Linked DNA regions of Homo sapiens: all the other regions are linked to region 4. The links are chromatin contacts, found by Hi-C or POLR2A ChIA-PET in ENCODE. All regions are on one chromosome and are shown on one strand. The core of a region is the stretch at or near the end of the contact, and the rest is flanking DNA. Distances in the headings are between cores, read along the strand shown.

Evidence for each region. A loop is a pair of places that touch in the nucleus more often than their neighbours do. ChIA-PET counts read pairs that join two places held with the same protein, here RNA polymerase II (POLR2A). Pooled maps may share reads with other maps.
Region 1: a loop to region 4 is called in a pooled map, with 4 times the contacts of the local background. The contact joins the enhancer-like site here to the promoter of SNRPE in region 4. A Hi-C loop is called at or near these places in 1 of 168 maps with a recorded cell type or tissue (dorsolateral prefrontal cortex), 3 of 37 single-sample maps with no recorded cell type and 10 of 50 pooled maps. POLR2A ChIA-PET finds 5 or more read pairs at or near these places in 3 of 52 experiments (AG04450, MCF 10A and PC-9).
Region 2: a map of CD4-positive, alpha-beta T cell shows a loop between it and region 4 (4-fold over the local background). The contact joins the promoter of RABIF here to the promoter of SNRPE in region 4. A Hi-C loop is called at or near these places in 1 of 168 maps with a recorded cell type or tissue (CD4-positive, alpha-beta T cell) and 6 of 50 pooled maps. POLR2A ChIA-PET finds 5 or more read pairs at or near these places in 1 of 52 experiments (CD8-positive, alpha-beta memory T cell).
Region 3: a pooled map shows a loop between it and region 4 (6-fold over the local background). The contact joins the promoter of LRRN2-AS1 here to the promoter of SNRPE in region 4. A Hi-C loop is called at or near these places in 5 of 50 pooled maps. POLR2A ChIA-PET finds 5 or more read pairs at or near these places in 2 of 52 experiments (HEK293T and activated T-cell).
Region 5: a map of CD8-positive, alpha-beta T cell shows a loop between it and region 4 (4-fold over the local background). The contact joins the promoter of PPFIA4 here to the promoter of SNRPE in region 4. A Hi-C loop is called at or near these places in 2 of 168 maps with a recorded cell type or tissue (CD4-positive, alpha-beta T cell and CD8-positive, alpha-beta T cell) and 9 of 50 pooled maps. POLR2A ChIA-PET finds 5 or more read pairs at or near these places in 1 of 52 experiments (T-cell).
Region 6: a loop to region 4 is called in a map of naive thymus-derived CD4-positive, alpha-beta T cell, with 8 times the contacts of the local background. The contact joins the enhancer-like site here to the promoter of SNRPE in region 4. A Hi-C loop is called at or near these places in 3 of 168 maps with a recorded cell type or tissue (CD4-positive, alpha-beta T cell, CD8-positive, alpha-beta T cell and naive thymus-derived CD4-positive, alpha-beta T cell) and 10 of 50 pooled maps. POLR2A ChIA-PET finds 5 or more read pairs at or near these places in 1 of 52 experiments (activated CD8-positive, alpha-beta memory T cell).
Region 7: a loop to region 4 is called in a pooled map, with 20 times the contacts of the local background. The contact joins the promoter of LINC01353 here to the promoter of SNRPE in region 4. A Hi-C loop is called at or near these places in 2 of 168 maps with a recorded cell type or tissue (CD4-positive, alpha-beta T cell and CD8-positive, alpha-beta T cell) and 11 of 50 pooled maps. POLR2A ChIA-PET finds 5 or more read pairs at or near these places in 2 of 52 experiments (WTC11 and activated CD8-positive, alpha-beta memory T cell).

The regions. Positions count from the first base shown.
Region 1 is chr1:204,479,532-204,482,231 of GRCh38, reverse strand. All of the region lies in intron 1 of PIK3C2B (phosphatidylinositol-4-phosphate 3-kinase catalytic subunit type 2 beta), which reads left to right. Among named protein-coding and RNA genes, the nearest start is that of PIK3C2B, 14 kb to the left of the region's middle. RefSeq lists enhancers at 604-653, 1-743, 1,644-1,703. Within about 2 kb of position 1,436, at least 12 of the 41 ENCODE cell types and tissues checked have a DNase peak (open chromatin) inside an H3K27ac peak, as active enhancers do; they include PC-9, where a contact is called at or near this core.
Region 2 is chr1:202,887,828-202,890,527 of GRCh38, reverse strand. RABIF (RAB interacting factor) reads left to right here and starts at 1,379. Exons shown (of 2, transcript NM_002871.5): 1 at 1,379-1,555. The coding sequence starts at 1,430. RefSeq lists an enhancer at 1,344-1,613 and a silencer at 1,684-1,973.
Region 3 is chr1:204,562,790-204,565,489 of GRCh38, reverse strand. LRRN2-AS1 (LRRN2 antisense RNA 1) reads right to left here and starts at 1,319. Exons shown (of 13, transcript XR_007066814.1): 1 at 204-1,319.
Region 4 is chr1:203,860,325-203,863,024 of GRCh38, reverse strand. SNRPE (small nuclear ribonucleoprotein polypeptide E) reads right to left here and starts at 1,426. Exons shown (of 5, transcript NM_003094.4): 1 at 1,312-1,426; 2 at 803-829. The coding sequence starts at 1,365. RefSeq lists enhancers at 321-896, 1,282-1,541, 1,350-1,644.
Region 5 is chr1:203,025,238-203,027,937 of GRCh38, reverse strand. PPFIA4 (PPFI scaffold protein A4) reads right to left here and starts at 1,447. Exons shown (of 30, transcript NM_001304331.2): 1 at 1,309-1,447. RefSeq lists an enhancer at 1,000-1,521 and a silencer at 1,348-1,657.
Region 6 is chr1:203,266,112-203,268,811 of GRCh38, reverse strand. It overlaps LOC124904486 (a long non-coding RNA gene), which reads left to right. Exons shown (of 2, transcript XR_007066798.1): 2 at 1-1,698. Among named protein-coding and RNA genes, the nearest start is that of LINC01353, 20 kb to the left of the region's middle. Within about 2 kb of position 1,336, at least 35 of the 41 ENCODE cell types and tissues checked have a DNase peak (open chromatin) inside an H3K27ac peak, as active enhancers do; they include CD8-positive, alpha-beta T cell, where a contact is called at or near this core.
Region 7 is chr1:203,285,875-203,288,574 of GRCh38, reverse strand. It overlaps LINC01353 (long intergenic non-protein coding RNA 1353), which reads right to left and starts at 1,423. Exons shown (of 3, transcript NR_117097.1): 1 at 1,264-1,423; 2 at 269-586; 3 at 1-70. RefSeq lists an enhancer at 418-1,617.

The DNA.
Region 1 (2,700 bases), core at 187-2,686, 620 kb before region 4:
GGCAGCATTGTGGGGACTGTACTCTAGAGGGGCAAGAGGTTCCTACACTCAGGAGCAGAGACCAGGGGGAGGCCATGGAGCTATGGGGCCTAACATTAGAGAGCACCCCCCCCCCCCCCCCCGTCTTTTCATGGCTCATTCCTCCCTGGGAAAATAGAAGTCTTACCATTTCCAGGGCCTGTTGGGTTGGGTGCTCCCCTCCTTAGATTCTGCTTTTTAATGCAAATGGCCCTGGGAGGGACTAACACCTTGACCTCTCACACCCCTGTGTAAGTGAGTATCAGATGTTTAGGGGTGTTTCATTTTTCTGTTTTTCTCTGGATTGAAAGACTGGAACTGCTTGAAAACCGGTGTCCCTTTCCTTTCCTACCCTGGTCTGTGGGGACCCCACGGCTTCTTTACACCTTCCTGATTTAGGGAATGACCGGCCACCCTGGGGGGCCTGCCAGAAGGCCTGGGGGCATTTGGGAGAGGGCTCTTGTGAAGCTCTTCTGCCTGAGGCTCCTTCTGTGGCATTCTCTTTGCCTGAGTGCCCTCAGCCTGCTGGAACGCAGAGAACAGCCTGCTTGGGGAAGGGCCGGAGCTGCCCCCTGGTGCTGAGAGGGCCTGTTTTCCTTTTTCTTCTGGGTTTAACCTTTTTTCTCAGACTTCTTTGCCAGTGACACTAAGAATGTGACCTCGGCGTGGTGGCTCATGCCTGTAATCCCAGCACTTTGGGAGGCCCAGGCAGGTGGATCATGAGGTCAGGAGATCGAGACCATCCTGGCTAACATGATGAAACCCCGTGTCTACTAAAAATACAAAAAATTAGCTGGGCATGGTGGCGGGTGCCTGTGGTTCAGGAAGCTGAGGCAGAGAATTGCTTCAACCTGGGAGGTGGAGGTTGCAGTGAGCGGAGATCACGCCACTGCACTCAGCCTGGGCGACAGAGCGAGACTATGTCTCAAAAAAAAAAAAAAAAAAGAATGTGACCTTATGGGTCTAGGCCAGCTTCCTCTCTTCTCTTCTGGGAGAGCTGGTGAGGGAGTGAGTGAGCAGGAGGGTGTGTGTCGGGGGAGAGTAGGGTGTGTATGGGGAGGGTGTGAGGGGTATGGGATAAGCATGGGAGGTGTGTGGTGTGTATGTAGCGGGGAGACATAGATGTGTGTGTGGGGTGCAGGGGGAAAAGTATGTGGAGGGGTTGGGGGTTACACATGGTTTGTGTGATCCCTATGGCTTCAGGCCCCCAAGAGTGACTGTAATCTATTAGGGATTGCCTTGATATTTGAGGAGTTAGCATTAACTGAAGATATCCTGCTTTATCATTAGACTCTGAGTCTAGCTTGCTGGTTGAGGAACACCACGATGGCACAGGGACAGTGGGCTGGGCTGTGGGCACGTGGTGGAGAGCCTTCCTATCCCAAGGGAAGAAAGAAGCATGGCGCGGGGGCTGGTCGGCGCCTTAGCCGGTTCCCATGAATGGCTGGCTCTGCCTTTTTCTGCTTGACTTCCTTTGGCCCTTCTCAGAGCTGAGCAGGTGGCTGTCAGCTGCCGGCAGCCCACCACCCACACAGCCTGGCCCTGCCCATTGGCTCCTGCACCCAGGCTTACAGGCAGTCACCCCCATCCTCCCCACAGACAGCACCACCACCTGGGAGCTGCTGGCCCTGCCTCCTCTACTCTTATGTGTGTGATCCTTCTGGGTACTGGGGCTCTGGCATATCTGTGCTGAGTGTATACTTGCAGGGGAGAGCACAGGGCTGGGGCCAAGAGTGTTTCTGAGTATTCCCACCATGCCAGCCTCCCTTCATCGGGTCTACAATCTTTTCCCAACTCTGGAACAGCTCCAGTAGGAGAGACAGTACAAAGTCACTTAGCCTGAGTGGTCCTCCCTCTCATCTGGGACAGAAAGGAGGACCCTGTCTTCAAGACCAGAGAGAACCTTTTGGACATCTGAGAAAGGTGCTACCAGAAAGCACCCTAACAATCATTATAATTGAACAAATTGGAGACGCTTGCTCAAAAAGCCAGTGTCAGCCCAGCAAGGATGTCTTCCTTCTGGAGGATGGTCTCACTGGCATTATTCAGTGCTCTCTGGTCAGTCCAGTGCCTCTGCAGTTACCCCGACGTACATCCTCATCCCCTTGGAATGGGGCTGGGCCCTCGTTTGAAGTACGCCTCCACACTGCCTCCTTGCTCCTTGCAGACCTGGATGGGTTAGCCCGGCCCCGCCGAGCCCAGTGCAGAAGACCTGCGGAGGCAGCTCCTCTGCCGTGGCCTCTCCTGTCCTCTCTCTGATGAGCCCTCCAGGCAGAGCAGAGCCTTGTTGTTATGTTGTTTCCTCACTTTGGTGCCCTGGCTGGATGGGAACAGCTGGGACTTGCTTTATGGACTCTGCTGAACAGGCTGGCATCCTCCAGGGAGTTTTCCCCACCCACACAGGAATGAATCCTGCAGAACTGGATTCCCAAGGGCATGAGCTAAGGAAGCTGAACTGAGGCTGGAGGTGACAGTGGTGACAATCTGGGCCTTGCAGAAGACCTCAGTTTATAGGAAGCAAATGCTGTATCGAGGCAAAGCTGAGGAGGATGGTAGATGGGGGAGGCCAGGCCTAAAGAGAGCTACTGTGTCTTCGTCTCTAACTCCACCCATTTTCTGTGTCCTCTTTCAGAGGACCTTTGTTTATACTTCACAGCATCTACAGTATTTTCAGAGCGTTTA
Region 2 (2,700 bases), core at 130-2,629, 970 kb after region 4:
AGTTTCAGACCAACTTCACAAATAGTTCATACACTGAAGCCACAATGGTATGTTCTACAGAAAAATCAACACGTAAAACAGCTCCTTTTTCACTCTTCACAATCGTACACACTTTCATGTGCTCACATACATACACAGAGATACCCCTAATTTGGTGGTTCATCTTATTTTTTTAAGCTCCCATAACTGGCAACCAGCTACTTAGTTATCTAACCTGGGAAAACCAGCAGTTGCTTTGTGTCACCCCCATCACAATACAGACATCCAGCTAGTTTCTAAGTTCTGTACAATTTTAATTGTTTCAAGTCCATTCCCATATCTTTGTTCCCTCTGCTAGCTTCAGGGCCTTTCTGAGCTAGACTGATGAGGTAATAGCTACCTGATACCTTACCTCTACTCTTTTTCCTCTCTTCAATCTAGCCCCTCTATTTATTCATAGGTTATCTTTCTGAAGCACAGATAGGATCATTACAGTGCTTAACATACAGCAGACAGTAAATATCGAACAGTTATTTCTGGCCTAAAATTCCACAGATTCCCATTGTTCATGTTATTAATGTTAAATTCCTTAGCATGACATTAAAGCCATGGAGCTCTGGGCCCACTCTGCCTTACCTACCTCTACTACCACTTCTCCCCACGTGTAATGTGGGTCAGCCACAGTGGTCTACTAACCATTCCTAAATTTGTTCTCACCCTTGTTCATATATAATACTGTTCTGTCTGAAATAATCTTGCTTTCCTGACAATCCTAGTTAATTAAGAGCAGTGGCTTTAGAGTTGTGCTGCAACCTTTCTGATCTTTACCTTTCTCATTTTGTGCACAAGCGTGCCGACCCCGTAAGGAAACTGATGATTTAGTAAGTTTCTAAAGGCGCTTTGACACATTTTGCCGCATAGTAAATGGTCACAATGAGTAGAAGAGACCAGCAATTAAAGTTTCCACGCATCTTTTTCCAATACCGAAAAGATACATGCCCCTCTAAGTAGTTTCCTATAGAAGAAGCTAATGTGGCTAAAACTTGATGGGAAGTCCGACCCAGATTCCCTTCATATTGCCCCCAATAATGTCCCCATTTATTCAGGAGACTAAATTCAGATCCCAGAAAACTAAACAGTAAGGTCAACCTAATGATTTGTCTAGGTTTTAAGTGAAGCCCAGTGGCCAGGTGGGTATGGAGATGTGTCACTGGTGCCAAGAAGTGTCCCTGTCACAAAGCCTGCCGACACCTAGCCACTTAGGTTAGGCAATGAATGAAGGCGCTTGCGCAGTAGAGTCCAGAGCGGGGAAGCGGGCGCCTGCGCAGAGACATAGTGACCGTCCGCTCGCCGCCCCGCCTCTGCCAAGCCGCGCCAGCGCAGTGAATAACGAGCCAGCAGAGACAGCGTCTGCGCAGCCGTGGCTGAGGAGCCTGTGGCGGCAGCGGCGATGGAACCAGCGGAGCAGCCGAGCGAGTTAGTGTCAGCCGAGGGCCGAAACCGGAAGGCGGTGCTGTGCCAGCGTTGCGGCTCCCGGGTGCTGCAGCCAGGGACCGCTCTCTTCTCTCGCCGACAGGTAGGGAGGCAGGTTGGAGGCCGTTTACACCCACAGTCTCCCCCGACGAGCCGCCGCAGTCAGAATCTGAACCCCGGCTCTTCAATTTCCGGCAACCGCGCCCTCCTCGCGCGGCCTTAAGCCCCGCCCCTCGGGCCTCAGCTCGGCGAGGCTCCGCCCCTGGGGCCGCTGAAGGCTAGGGAGGGAACCGGGTCCCGCCCCGGCATCTTTTGCCGCGGGAACCCTTCCCTGGGCCACCCGGCCCAGCCAGCCCGGCCCTCTGCCCCCGGGGGGGCTTCGAGCGCGGGCCGTGCGCCCCGCCGCCGTCCAAGGCCGGTGCTCCGCGGGCGCGTGGAAGGGAGGCGCCCCATTCCGGCTCTCGGAGCTCCCGCCAGCTTGCAGGACCCGGCAGGTGCCTCTCGGCCGCCGCTCACCGCGGGTGTTGCTGGGTTCCTTTCCCACTTTAGACCTCACCCGCCAGTCCTGAATTCACCGTCTCATTTATGACGGGCACCTATCTGCTCCACAGAGGATCCCCAGGAACAACTGGTGTTGGGGACGCGGCAAAATAACCCTGGTAACCTACCCACTTTACCGAGGCACTGGAAGCCTGTGGTTTTCCAGATGAATCATATTTCAAGTGCAGTAGATCCCTGACGTCCTGGAAGTAAATTTCGAAGAAAAACTTTTTTTTTCCCTTCAGTTTAGGGATTTTAATACCCTTCCTACCACCATCATCGCAAGTGAGAAAGTTGAAAAAAAAATTTATTTCGGTAAACTGTGTTGAAGTGCAAATATAATGTCATTTCAACCATAGACACATCCTATCATTCAAAATTATTTCTAAAAATATGCAGATCATTTTATTATTTCACGTGCTTGAACAGATGGTGAAGTGTAATGTCTAGTAGAAGAGCAAGAGGTACCCATTCGTCCAAAACAGCCTTTCATCAAAGGAGGAAAAAAGGGAATCTGTGTCTGTTGTTTTGTAGGTATTTTGATGACTTTTGATCTAGAGATTGGTGGAGGTCCCGGGGTTCTTTTAAGACTTCAAGGTTTAGGAGTAGAGTTCTCAATTAATTTTACGAAGTTAGTGGCATTATGGAGTCAGTGGAAAGAACATGGATCTTGGAATTGAAACATACATGGAATTGAGTCCTGACTAT
Region 3 (2,700 bases), core at 70-2,569, 700 kb before region 4:
GAGGTTAATGATGAAGGGGAACAAGCCCTAGACTGAGAGGGGGCAAGAGCTGGTTACCAGACCAAAGGTGTGAATTGGCCATGTGATACTTGATATCACATCTGTTGTTGTAAAGTAAGGGTGTTCAAGAAAGTGATCCTTAAGGCTATAAAAGATATTTTTTTGCACCCCTTGCCCTAAACTTAAAATAAGTGCTCACTCACCTCTCCCTTCTTTTCTCCACTCTTGCAAGGTTTTCCGTGTATGTATGTGTCAGAAATATTGGAGTATCTGCCTAAGCCTAGTAAAACAAAACAAAAATCCATTCTCATCCCCATGATGCTTTCATAATCTTGTCCTTAACCATTTCCCACTGTTCCTCTTCCTCTCCCCAAACCTTTCCCCCTTAGCCTTAGACTTCAGCAGTGGTTCTCAGAATGTGGTTTCTAGGCCGGAAACATCAGCATCACCTGGGAACTTGATAGAAATGCAAATGCTTGGACCGCATGCAGACCTACGTTACTGAAACCTCTGGGTGAGGCCCAACAACCTGTCAAACACCGTCAGACCTGTCAAACTGTTTGCTCAAGTTTGAGAGCCACTGTTCCAGATCAGGGTTCTTAATCTAGGGTCCACAGATGGTTCTAGGAAGTCTAAATGTTTTTTGAATTTGCATATAACATTTTGCACAAGTACATGCCCTTTTTCTGGAGACAAGTTCTCAAAGCAGTCAACTCTTGACTCCAACTACACTATCATTCTGTTTCTTTCTTTCTTTTTTTTTTTCTTTTTGAGACAGTTTTGCTCTTGTCGCCCAGGCTGGAGTGCAATGTCTTGATTTCCACTCACTGCAACCTCCGCCTCCTGGGTTCAAGCGATTCTCCAGTCTCAGCCTCCTGAGTAGCTGGGATTACAGGTGCCCACCACCACGCCCAGCTAATTTTTGTATTCTTAGTAGAGATGGGTTTCACCATGTTGGCCAGGCTGGTCTCAAACTCCTGACCTCAGGTGATCCGCCCACCTCCGGCCTCCCAAAGTGCTGGGATTACAGGTGTGAGCCACCGCACCCGGCCTATCACTCTGTTTCATAAACAACTTCCTGCCTACATCTGCAAACTCTTCTTTCCTCCTCTTCTTTGCCTTAAAAGATACCTGGCTTTCCCTCCAAAGGATCTTGGTGGTCACTTTCCCATACCTCATGTGCTTTCAGGATAGGGTATGGGGCCTCCCCAGTACTGCACTCAGACCCCTATTCTTCCACACTTCCAAATCTCTGCATATATATATATACACATATATATATATACACACACACACACATATATATACACACACATATATATATACACATATATATACCAAATCTCTGCATATATATACACACACATACACACACACACACACACACATATACATATATATATTTAGATCTATACTCCCCTTTACTCCTCCTTTACTGCTGTCATCTGCTGACTTTGCTCACACTTTCCCTTGTTCATTACAGACTTTGGGTTCCTACCTCCTACCAGCTTCCTGGATGATAACAACATCACATGAATGACCCATCTAACACCACGGCCTCGTGGGACCTTAACCACTTCATGTCAAAGAATTTCACCTTCACATACTCCAGCCACTCACTCTGTTAGGCCCTGGGAGCTTGCCCTCATCTGGGATGCTCCACCGTATGCCAGTCAGCTTATGCCAAATTACACTGTGGTAACAAACCCCCAAATCTCAATCGCTTGAATTAACAAAAGCTTGTTCCTTTGTCCCTCGCAGGATAGGTACAGCTATGGTCCCTGTTCTCTTCAGTCTTGGAGACAGGTCAAAGGGAGCAGCCCCCATTTTGGGACACACTAGCCTCACGTGGAGGAAAAAGAGCACTGACTTACCCACACAATGGTCCCTAAGCCTCTGCTCAGAATAGCACAGTTCATTTCCACTTGCATCCCATTGGCCAGCCCGCTGCCAGTGGTGCAGGAAGTGCAATCTTTTCCAAGGCCTGGTAGAGAAAAGCTGCGCAGGTTTTGACAGTAATACATCTACCACAGCCTTTGAAGTCCTATTAGATCTTTCTTCCTCTCTCTCTCTCTCAACATAGCGACCTGTCTTTTCAGCTCCTGGTCCTCTCCTCCTACTGTACTATTCTTCAGTTTCAATCAGCCCCCTCCTGGAAATGACAATAGATAACATTTACTGAACACTTAGTAGGTTCTATCTTGACATCTATTATCTCGTGAGTCATTGAGAGCTTAGAGAAGTTAGCCTGTCTTCACCTCATTCTGTCTTCTAGGTTAGAACCATTACTTCGCCTATGAGGAAAACAGAAGAACCAGATAGAACTGAGAGGCCAGGTCAGGGCCATAAATGTGTGACACCAATCTGCAGGTTGTGTGATGTTTCTCCTGTAGTACGCATTGGCTGGCCTCAGTGGTCCTCAACCAGAGGCCATTCTCCCACTTAAGTAATATTTACCAATGTCTGCGGACATTTTTTATTGTCATAATTAGGGGAGTGCTACTGGCATCTAGGGAGCAGAGGCCAAGAATGCTGCTAAACATCTTAGAACACACAGGACAGCCCCCATCACAGAATTCTTCAATCCAAAATGTCAACAGTCCTGAGGCTGAAAAGCCCTGGTCTGCAAATTGGACAGTCTCAGGCAATTGCCTTGTGGAAATTTTCCTACTCTGTTCTCTCCCCTATTCTCCAGAATAC
Region 4 (2,700 bases), core at 177-2,676:
AGTTCTATATTGGAACTGTATAAGCTAATAATTTTCCTGTGATTTTGGGACTCAATATTTCTTACTGCTTCTGGTCTCAATCTATTAAGAGTGAAAGTTTTTGACAGCATAGCACAAAGCAGTAATTTCTAATGACCAAGGGCTTATCTCCTGCAGCAAAATCCAGTTCCAAAACAAAGCCTTCTCATGTCACACACCTAACAACTAGGACAGGAGCCCTCAATTCAGGTGGTTAAGAATTATTATCACCTGAAATTAATGTTTTTCAGTTGTGTTATCACACTATAAAATTTAAGTTGCTAAAATTTCCCTCAAAGGAAAGCAGCTGCCACTAAACTCCTCTGAAGCTACCCCTTCTCTCTTCCTTTTTTCGTCTTTAAGTTTTCCCACAGGTATTAAACACACCACCTCTTGACATGGTTTAAGTTGGCTGGGTTTTTCTTCCAATGTTTCATCCTAAAGGGGAGAGGTTCCAATGTTCTAGCCATAATCACTACTAACAAAACTACTGATGCCCAAATACCATGGTCAAGTCTGCTAATAATACTTTTTGGAATTAAAAAGTATTTTTGATCTTGCAAAGTAATGGATACAATTCTTTGCATGTTGGGAAGTGGCATGGATACACACCACTTCATCACATTAGTGCTTTCTAAGTACTCCTTCCCCTCAATTACCCTCCAATCTCCAGTTACATCTATTTTTAAATTCTAGAACACAGCGATCGCTCAGGTTAACACAAAAAACTAAATCAGTTCACCTCTTATTTAAAAAGTAGTTACGAAACAAGCAACTTACGTACATTTTGTAAGTATCTGAAGATGAGGTTCTGCACCACAGTGGCTAAGGAAAAAATACAAAAGCAGCATAGACTCTGCTTCCTGAAACAACCGGACGACGCTATTCCCGTCTCACCTTTGTTTACTAAACGCGAGGTCTGGTGCTTACGCAAACAACAAGTGCCCAGCTGGGCATTCGTTACGGGTCTTCTAAAGACTAAAGAACATCCATTCCACTTTCATCCCCCTGGAGTTTCCCAAAACCGTTAACTCCCGTTTTCACTCCGCACCTGAAGTTCTCTTCCCTCCTTTTGCCGCGTCCATTCCTGCATTCCCCACGGCAGGGGTCCCCCCAAGACCACCTCCCCACCATCACGGTTCAACTACCCGCGCTTTCTTCCAGTCTTGGTAGCCCCGGGGGCTCATGGGATGTGGATCCGTACTCCACTATCCCAGGCCTGCCCTCAGCCTGCGCCTTCGCACCCCGTATTCTGACCCGAACCTCCTAGTCCTGACATCCTGCGTAGGATACGATGGGCTGCACCATAACCTTCTGCACTTTCTGACCCTGGCCACGGTACGCCATGGTGGAATTTCACAAAGAGCACACCCGCACGCTGCCTCTGAGAGCAACTTCCGGAATAAAGAACCGGAAGCGGAAGTGTGAAGGTCACGCGGCGGCATGGGCGGCTCCTGGGAAATGCCCCTCTAGCCATGAAGTCACGTTTCTTCGCTGCATGGCCTCCGAGGGAGGCCAAACTGAGGCGTCTGCGCTGTGGAAGGTGGGCCGGTCCTACAGCGCCACCTGGAGGGAGGCGGGAGGAGGTGCCTTCGGTTGTATAGTGGCCGTGGTAGGAGGAGTGCCGTCCTGTCTCCAATTTCTTTTCTTTTTTTTTTTTTGAGGCGAAGTCTCGCTCTGTCGCCCAGGCTGGAGTGCAGTGGCGCGATTTCAGCTCACTGCAACCTCAGCCTCCAGGGTTCAAGCGATTCTCCTGCCTCAGCCTCCCGAGTAGCTGGGACTACAGGCGCCTGCCACCACGTCCGACTAATTTTTTGTGTTTTTAGTAGAGACGGGGTTTCACCATGTTGGCCAGGATGGTCTCGATCTCCTGACCTCATGATCCGCCCGCCTCGGCCTCCCAAAGTGCTGGGATTACAGGCGTAAGCCACCGCGCCCGGCCTGTATCTCCATTTTCTGAGTTAGCTTGAAAAGCCAAAATCGTCCCAGTGTGTATCTCTATGTGTAAAATGAGTTAATTTCGTGCCTTTCCTAAAGCCTATTTTGCTGGAGTTTAGGCTTGATAGCAGCGTTGTGGTGGAAAGGGTAGGGCGGCAAGGAGCCCAAACTTCAGGCCTCCCACCTCTGGCAGTCGGCCAGAGGCGGTCTGCATTCCAAAGCCAGACGCCTGGTTCCCTCCAGTTACGGATTCAATTCTCATCCATTTCGTGGAGAGTTACTGTTCAGGTGGCAACTGAGGGTGGCGATTTACCAGGAAGACGCTGAAATCCACATGCTGGGCGCAAATCCAGCTCTTTTAGAGTTGGTGACCAAGGATAAATTACTCAGCCTCGCCATGTCTTGGCTTAGTTTCCAAAACGGAGATTATAGTAAAGATTAACTTTACTCAGGGGCTTAAAGATTCAATGAAATAATTGTCTATGTGTGCACACAGTTAGGCGTCAGCCAGTGTCAGAACATGTCCTTCCCTGGATAACACAGCTACTAAGTGGAGCAGCTGGAATTTGTAGGTGTGCCTGACCCCAAAGTCCACCTACCTTTCCATTGTGTCATGGCTTGTGGCCTGGCAGAGATTTCACTTAATTGGCATACACATGTTATAGAGGAGGAAACTGAAGTTTAGACTTTTGAAAGGACTTGCCTAAGGGAACACGGATTAGGGCAAATGGCAGAATCAAAATT
Region 5 (2,700 bases), core at 198-2,697, 840 kb after region 4:
TAATAGTGGTAGGGGGTGTGTAGGTTGGAGTCTAATTCAGACAGCTGTTTGAAAGCACGTGGACACAGTTCTTTCTTTTTCTAATCCAACAGCAATGTAACAGAATGGGGATGGGCGGTGAGAAGGGTGTTAACAGAATACCTGCTATGTGTGCCTCCTATGTGTACCTTTCAGCTACTCCGTGGCTGTAAATTGCCTTCAGAAGACCTAGCACCGAGCATAGTATCTGGCAGATAGTAGGTGTCCAACAAATGTTTGCTGGATGTTGAGCAAAGTACTAGGTACCAGATCCAAGAACTCTGGAAAGGACTATGGGAAATCCCTGAAACCTGGCTCCTGGAGGGGACCCTTAAGCTCACACCAGGAGGGGATCTCCCTGCGAAGCAGCGCCTCCTTAACCACTTGCTCTCCACACAGAACGGCCCCAACTCTCCTGCTCCTCTGATGGAAACTACCAGCACACCTCTCCTCAAAGGTGACATCAGCTCCTAGTGGCACCTTGTCCTGGATCCCTCCTCCTTCTCGAAGAAAACCACCTACACCATGTCTCCAAGTCCTCCAGCCCGACCTCTCTCTTCCCACCCACCATCAAAACCTCAAAATCTGCGCTGGAAAACATCCCTACTGCGTGGACGTAAGTCAGCGCCCCACTCCCACCCTCCCAGTTCAGGCATCTCTATTCCAGCCCTCTTTTCCTGTTGCGCCCACCCCTGTCCCCACCCCCACCAGGCCTCGGGTTGGCCGCTCCTTCCACCCCACCGCCCTGGCACTGCGGAGATGGGGGCATCTCTGGCACAGACTGAGGCTGGCAGTTCGAGGAATGGAGAGCTAGCGACAGGAACAGGGGTGCTATGAGCAACTCGGGAAAGATTAAGACCCCCGCGAAGAGCGAAGACCTCAGCCCATCAGAATCGCGTCCCCAAAGGAGTGGGGTTGGCCCCGGAGCCGAGAGGCGCTTTTTCTGACTCTCCTGGAGGGGAAATGGGGGCGCAGTCTGCTCCGTTCCCACCGGGAGACTCGCCAACTCGGCCCCCTCCCCTGAAGCCGATGGAGCAGAGGGCGCACTCCACGCCCTCCCCGCAGATCAGGCATCGCCCCTATCCTCACCCCCAAGGGCACAGGGCACCGCAAAGGAGGGCGAGGGGCGGCAGGGTAAGCAGTACCGACGCCTGCCGGAGGTAGCACATACGGAGTCAAAAAGGGCTGTTTCCCGAGGTGCGATAGACGAGACCCCTCCCCAAACTGTCGAGGGGAGCTGGAGATGGGGAAAAGACGCATCCTACCCCAGTCCAGGCTCTGGGCGCTCACCTGCCTGCAAATGCCGAAGGCCAGGCGGCTAGGCTCGGAAGCAGCAGGGAGCCGCCCCCGACCCGTGCAGCCCGACACGTCCTAGAGCCGAGCCGGCGCCGAGGTAGCTGCAGCCTCCGCCGCCCAAGCGCGCGGCCGCGGGGCCCCGCCCCCTTCCTCCGCGGACAACCCCCCCCGGCTCCGCCCCCTAGGCGGGGCTGGGCTGCCGCGACCGAGGCCACGCCTCCCGCCCCCAAGCGCCTCGGGTCCGGGCACGTGACGAGAGCGCCGCTTTGAGGCCGCGCGCCATCTTGGTTCAGCCTAGGAGGTGGCGAAGTGCCAGAGTTTTATTCCGCAGAAGGGTCTCAGGGCCCAGGAGTGCTGCCCACATTCTGCCCCTCCCTCTGAACTCGCCCTTGTTCCTAGTCTAACAGCCCGTTCCCTAAATTGGCCTTAGTCTCGGCCTTGTAATTGTCAAGTTTGTCACCTTTCACGCTTGCTCTCCTGCCCGTTCCTTGCTTTTCCTTTGATCGCACCCATTTTTTAAGTGGGGAAACTTGATATCCGGATACTACATCTGTAGTATGCTCTTCAGTGAATTGTGTCGCTTGCCTTCAGGCACCTGGCTGTTCTAACACTGTTACTACAAAATGAAGGGTTTGTCTATTACATATACATAGTATGAAAACAAGTCTCAAATGCCAAAATTCCTGACTGACAAATTTTAGCTAAGCCTCTCCATTTTCCTGAATTGCTCCCTTACCCTGCCCCCTGTGGCTATTAATGCATCTTTTCCATCTGCTTTGTGAAGTTTCATCACAGTGCCTACTCAATCCTTTACCAATACCCAGTAAGCACCACTAAAAGTGTGAACAATTTTTATATACATGCAATGTGTTCATGTGTGTGTATTTATAGATATATACACAGCATGTTCTATATCAGCAGCAAATGCTATAGTTGAGATCAGTGACACATACAACCTTCTCTCATTTATCTTCCACCCAATATATTCACCATTTGGCATAATTTCCTTGCGTCTCTTTGAAGACAGGGAAATCTTGAGTAATTCTGATCTGAGGGGTGGGTAAGTGAAGCTAAATCTGTGACCCTTGAACAACAGGGCCTTCAACTGCACAGGGCCAGTTGCATGCAGATTTTCTTCCTTCCCCGCCACCCCTGAGACAGCAAGACTACCCCTCCTCTTCTTACTCGTCAGCCTGCTCAACATGATGACCCACTTAATGAACAGTAAATGTATTTTCTCTTCTTTGATTTTCTTAATAACATTTTCTTTTCTCGAGCTTATTATAATAAGGTATATACTACATATACAAAATGCACATTAATCAACTGTTTATGTTATCAATAAGGCTTCCAGTCAACAGTAGGCTATTAAGTTTTCGGGCAGTC
Region 6 (2,700 bases), core at 87-2,586, 590 kb after region 4:
AGCACACTTCTCCAACTGGTTTGACTGCCCTGTTACAATGTCCTCTGCAAGCCATCATTCTGTAGGATTCCTGTTTTGTGTGGATTCTAGAAACCAGTGAAATATTCAGAGGTGTTAATAGCATCAAGATTTCATTGGTTCTTTCCATTCTTTTTATTTTTATTTTTTGAGATGGGGTCTCAGTCCCTGCCCCAGGCTGGAGTGCAGTGGCACCATCACAGCTCACCACAGCCTCAACACCCCAGGGCTCAGGCGATCCTCCTGCCTCAGCCTCCTGAGTAGCTGAGACCATAGGTACGTACCACCATGCCTGGCTAATTTTACATATATACACATATATGTGTGTATATATAATTATATACGTATATATACACATATATACATATATAATTATATACATATATACATATATACACACACATATATGTGTATATATATACACACATATATATGTATATATACACATATGTATATGTGTGTGTGTGTGTGTGTATATATATATATATATATATATATATATATATTTGAAGAGACAGGGTCTCCTTACGTTGTCCAGACTGATCTTGAACTCCTGGGCTCAAGCGATCCTCCTGTCTCAGTCTCCCAAAGTGCTGGGATTACAGACGTGAGCCACCGCGCCTGGCCAGCTTTTTCCGTTTTGAGTAGAGACGGCAAGAAGCGCCCCACAGCTTGCCCTTGCTTCGGAACTCGGGGTTGTGAATCAGTCAGGATAGAAATTAATGGTGCAGTGGGAATAAAGAGGAATGTTAGATGATCTCGCAGGGGTGGGGGAGAACCCAAAAAGAAAGAACGAACGTGAAGAAGCCTAGCTCTCCGAGACTGGGGTTCAGTCCTTGCTGGAGAAAGTGCGTTGCAGCCCATTGAGGGCAGAAGAGTTCTCTGGGTTGTCCCTGGACAGAACCGGGCCACAGTCAAGAGAGCGAACATTGTGGGGAAGAGAACGGCAGGCCACGGCTCAGGGGCTGGAAGCCCCCTGCTGGGGTGCCCACAAAATTCCTCCGGAAGTTGCTGTTGGGGGATGCGCTGAACTCATGGCAAAGCCACCTAGGACTCACGCAGAACTTGCTGGGAAGCTGCCCCCGGGGAAGTGCGCATGCGGGACTTCGCAGGAAACTGGCTGGGTCAAGTCGGCTCCACCAGGAATCCACCCAAGACGGTGCGGCTGAACTCGCCACTGGGAAACTAAGTGGGACACCCACAGAACTAGCCGTGAAGATGCCTGCGGAAGTGCCCTGAAACTGAGCTGAGAACCCCGGGGGTTCAGAGTCCCGAAAGCAAGTAGGAAGGAAAGCTTAAAGAAACCGCAAGAGAAGTCTCTTCTTCTCTCTGTCCTCTAGCGCCCTCTACTGACACAGTTTAACACTGTGCCCGCTGGCAAGGGAGAAACGTTTGGAGCCAGAGAGTAATAAACTGGTAACTGGTACAGGATGTTAGCCAACTCCACTGAGGATGGGAGAGCTCTTCTATAAGCCCTTTTTGAAAAATAGTACTTGAGGACATAGTCCTGCCAGCTAAGAAACGAATCAAAATAAATAATTCAACAGAAAAAATGTAAAAGAAAAGGCAAAGAACAATCAAATCAATAAAACTAAATGAACGAAATAATTATAATTAATATAATATGAAACTAATCATTATTATTAAAATTAAATATAATAAATATTTCATGATTATAAATTGGGGTTTTTGTATCACAATTTACTTTGACAAAAACTGGGAGGTAGCAAAGAAAGAGTATACTATTAATAAAAAGTGAGAGGTGGCAAAATAGTATGCATGTATCTTATTGATCGATATGGCCTTATTCTTGATGTTAAGACATTTAGGCCGGGCGCGGTGGCTCACGCCTGTAATCCCAGCACTTTGGGAGGCCAAGGCGGGCAGATGGCCTCAGCTCACCAGTTCGAGACCAGCCTACGCCACACGGTGAAACCCCGTCTCTACTAAAATACAAAAAATTACCCGGGCCAGCCGCCCCTTCTGGGAGATGGGGGGGCGCCCCCGCCCGGCAGCCGCCCCATCTGGGAGGTGGGGGGCTCCTCTGCCCGGCCGCCCCGTCTGGGGGGTGGGGGGCCCCTCTGCCGGGCCGCCACGTCTGGGAAGTGAGGAGCCCCTCTGCTCAGCTGCCACCCCGTCTGGGAGGTGTACCCAACAGCTCATTGAGAATGGGCCATGATGACGATGGCGGTTTTGTCGAATAGAAAAGGGGGAAATGTGGGGAAAAAGAGAGATCAGATTGTTACTGTGTCTGTGTAGAAAGAAGTAGACATAGGAGACTCCATTTTGTTCTGTACTAAGAAAAATTCTTCTGCCTTGGGATGCTGTTAATCTATAACCTTACCCCCAACCCGGTGCTCTCTGAAACATGTGGTGTGTCAACTCAGGGTTAAATGGATTAAGGGCGGTGCAAGATGTGCTTTGTTAAACAGATGCTTGAAGGCAGCATGCTGGTTAAGAGTCATCACCACTCCCTAATCTCAAGCACCCAGGGACACAAACACTGCGGAAGGCCGCAGGGTCCTCTGCCTAGGAAAACCAGAGACCTTTGTTCACATGTTTATCTGCTGACCTTCTCTCCACTATTGTCCTATGTCCCTGCCAAATCCCCCTCTCCGAGAAACACCCAAGAATGATCAATAAATACTAAAAAATTAAAAAAAAATTAGCCAGGCGTGGCAG
Region 7 (2,700 bases), core at 174-2,673, 570 kb after region 4:
CTTTCTTCGAGGTTGCTCTGGTACCTCATCACCTCCACCACCTCCTCCACCATCCCGACCTCAGCCTGGCCTGGAAGAAAGTGCAATGAGTGTGGAAGCACAAGACCGATGCTTCCACCCCAGCTTTGCCCTGCCCTGGGCCATTCCACCCTTCTGAGCCTCCATTTCCTTATCACTGAAATGGGGAGAATACTTTCTGGCTGGCTTCGTTTATTGTGAGAGTCAAGAGAATAAACGTTTGTGAAAATACTTTGAAAACAGCCCCCACCTATCAGTTCTCCACCAGGTGAATTCTCCCCTCTCATCCTCGGCACCAGCTCCTACCCCATTCCTCCCCTTCGAGTCTCTCTCTGTAGATTTTCATGGCTTTGGGCATTTTGTTCACAGCTCTGTTGACATTCCCTTGACCTCAGAATTCTGGAGGTGCCTTAATTCCGACTTCCCCTATAGACGCCTCCTCAGGGCAGGAAATATGCCTTATTCATTCATCCTGTGATTCCAGTGCCAGGCCCAGGAAGGGCACATAGTAGGAGCTCAGTCAGCGCTGATTCCCTTTCTTCTACCAGCAAATCCCAGGGATGGAGGCCTGAAAAAGAACCCAGTAGAATTTAGGGGAGCAGACTCTGTCCTCCAAGAGAGAGGGGTTGGGGAAGAAGGGAGACAGGAGGAAAGGAGGGGAGTGGCCCTTTGCTATGCAGGCCAAAGGATGCCCGCTGTCACCACACACAGGCGCAAGGTAATACCAGTCTCCATAGGGTGACATGGTGCTGACTGGTTTTACTCAGCGATCCCAAGGCTGGGAGAACCTCTGAGAGCCTCAGCAGAGGGCCAAGCCACTCTTCCTGGTAGGAAAGCAGACATTCTGCCTAAAAGGGAAGTCCTTGGGTAACAAGTTCCACTTCATCACAGCCAGGGCACTAACCTAAAACCCTACCCTCTCCTCCTCCCCCACCGCACAGGCAAACCATTTCCTCTTCTGCTGAGCTCATGGAAACAAAGAACAGCTGTCCTCTCATTGATTGGTTTAAAAATAAGAGACTCTTGCTTTACCTCCCCAACCCCCCACCCAGACCTCTGATGACCAAACATCTCAGCACAGTCCCCCTCAGGCCTCCACCCACTCCCCTGGGGACAGAGGGGCAGCCCCTGGGCCGCCCACAGGCTCCCTCCTCCTCCCTGTGGGGACCAGCCTCTGCCTGCCACTGAGCCACACCCGTCTACCTTCGGTGGGGTGACTGCAGCTGCCCAGCCACTGGCTCTTACCAGTGTGGCCTTGGCATTCACACTTTGGCCACCATAATTTTGTCTCTGCAGTGGGCCTTGCACAAGGCTGGGAGGAAACAGCCTCTGTAGAAATCAAGGTTTCCTGCTCTGTGAGGGCTGATGCGGTGCCATGGAGATACTTCCTGTGACTTTGCCAGGCAAACTGGAGGCCAGGGGAAAGATCGGGAGTGTGAAGTCCTGACTTCTCAGCTACTCAGAAACCCCTCTAAGCCTCGATGTTTTCATCTGAAAAATGACAGTGGCAAACTGCTTATAGAGGGACTGTCAGGATCAAACGAGATATGGTTATGAAGGCGCATTGAAAACGGTGCCACCATGGACACACGAGTTGCTATTTCTGCCTGCCACCTCCACAGACCCCAGTTCACCACCAGCTGCAATCTCTACAAGTGGCCCTGCCTTCCTGAAAACCCCAAACCAAGACTTGCCTCCCTGGGCATCTGAGTCCACCCCATCCTCTCTCCTCGGGCTTACTTACTCAACCTACACCACAGGGAAATGCACCAGTTGCTTAAGAGGTGTGGAAAGTTTCCTCCAGTTTTTTCCATGGTTTGTGTGCTTGTCTTACCTGTCCCGCCTCCTTCCTAGCACCGTGGGAGTATAAGCTGGCTCCTCTGCAATGGATCCGTGGCCAGTACCTCTGTTCCCTCACAGCACAGGATAACAATAAGTGTGCCAAATGGAAGTGTGCGTGTGGGAGAGGGCACACAGCCAGATGGCTCCTTGGGGCAAAGCCTTATTTCTACCACATAGGACTTTGTAGACAATCACTCTCTGGCTATAGAGGGGTTTTGTGCTCATTTTCTGTTGTGAATCAAGCTAATTTTGGATTCACTGGGATACAATAGTGAACTGAAAGGCAGCTGCCTGCAGGAGGAGCTCAGAGAACCAAGCAGAGCCAAGCCCTGGGAAGCCTTTTAGAGGAAGATTTGCAGAGAAGGAGTGTGACAGTCATAAGTGTCCCACGCTCTCAGTCCTCAGCAGGCTGTCCCTCCCAGTCCCAGGTTCACCTTGCAGAGGTGTGGTGGAGAACAAGCGTGCCCAGCAGCTTCCCGTCTGAAAGCCAACTGGCACAGCCCACCTCCAGTGGGCCACCCATGTTTCTGGGGCCAATGAGCCTCTGAGCTGGGAGGTCCTGGCCAAAGAAATGCCCTCCTGCCTCAGAGAACAGAAAGTTCCAGAAGATCCAGGGTAGCTTTATTCCTGACTTAGCAAGCAGACCTAGAAGTGGGATGGAGAAGGGCTTTTGAATCTCCCTCCAAAGGTCCAGAGAAATCTCCTTGGAAATTTGATTGATTATTGATTATTGTAACAAGAGTTTCTCCTCCCCCAGGAAGCTCACCAGAGTGGTCTTCTTCTAATAGAGGCGGAACTGTGTGATGGGTGGTCGGAGGTTCCGGCTGCTGTGCCAGACCG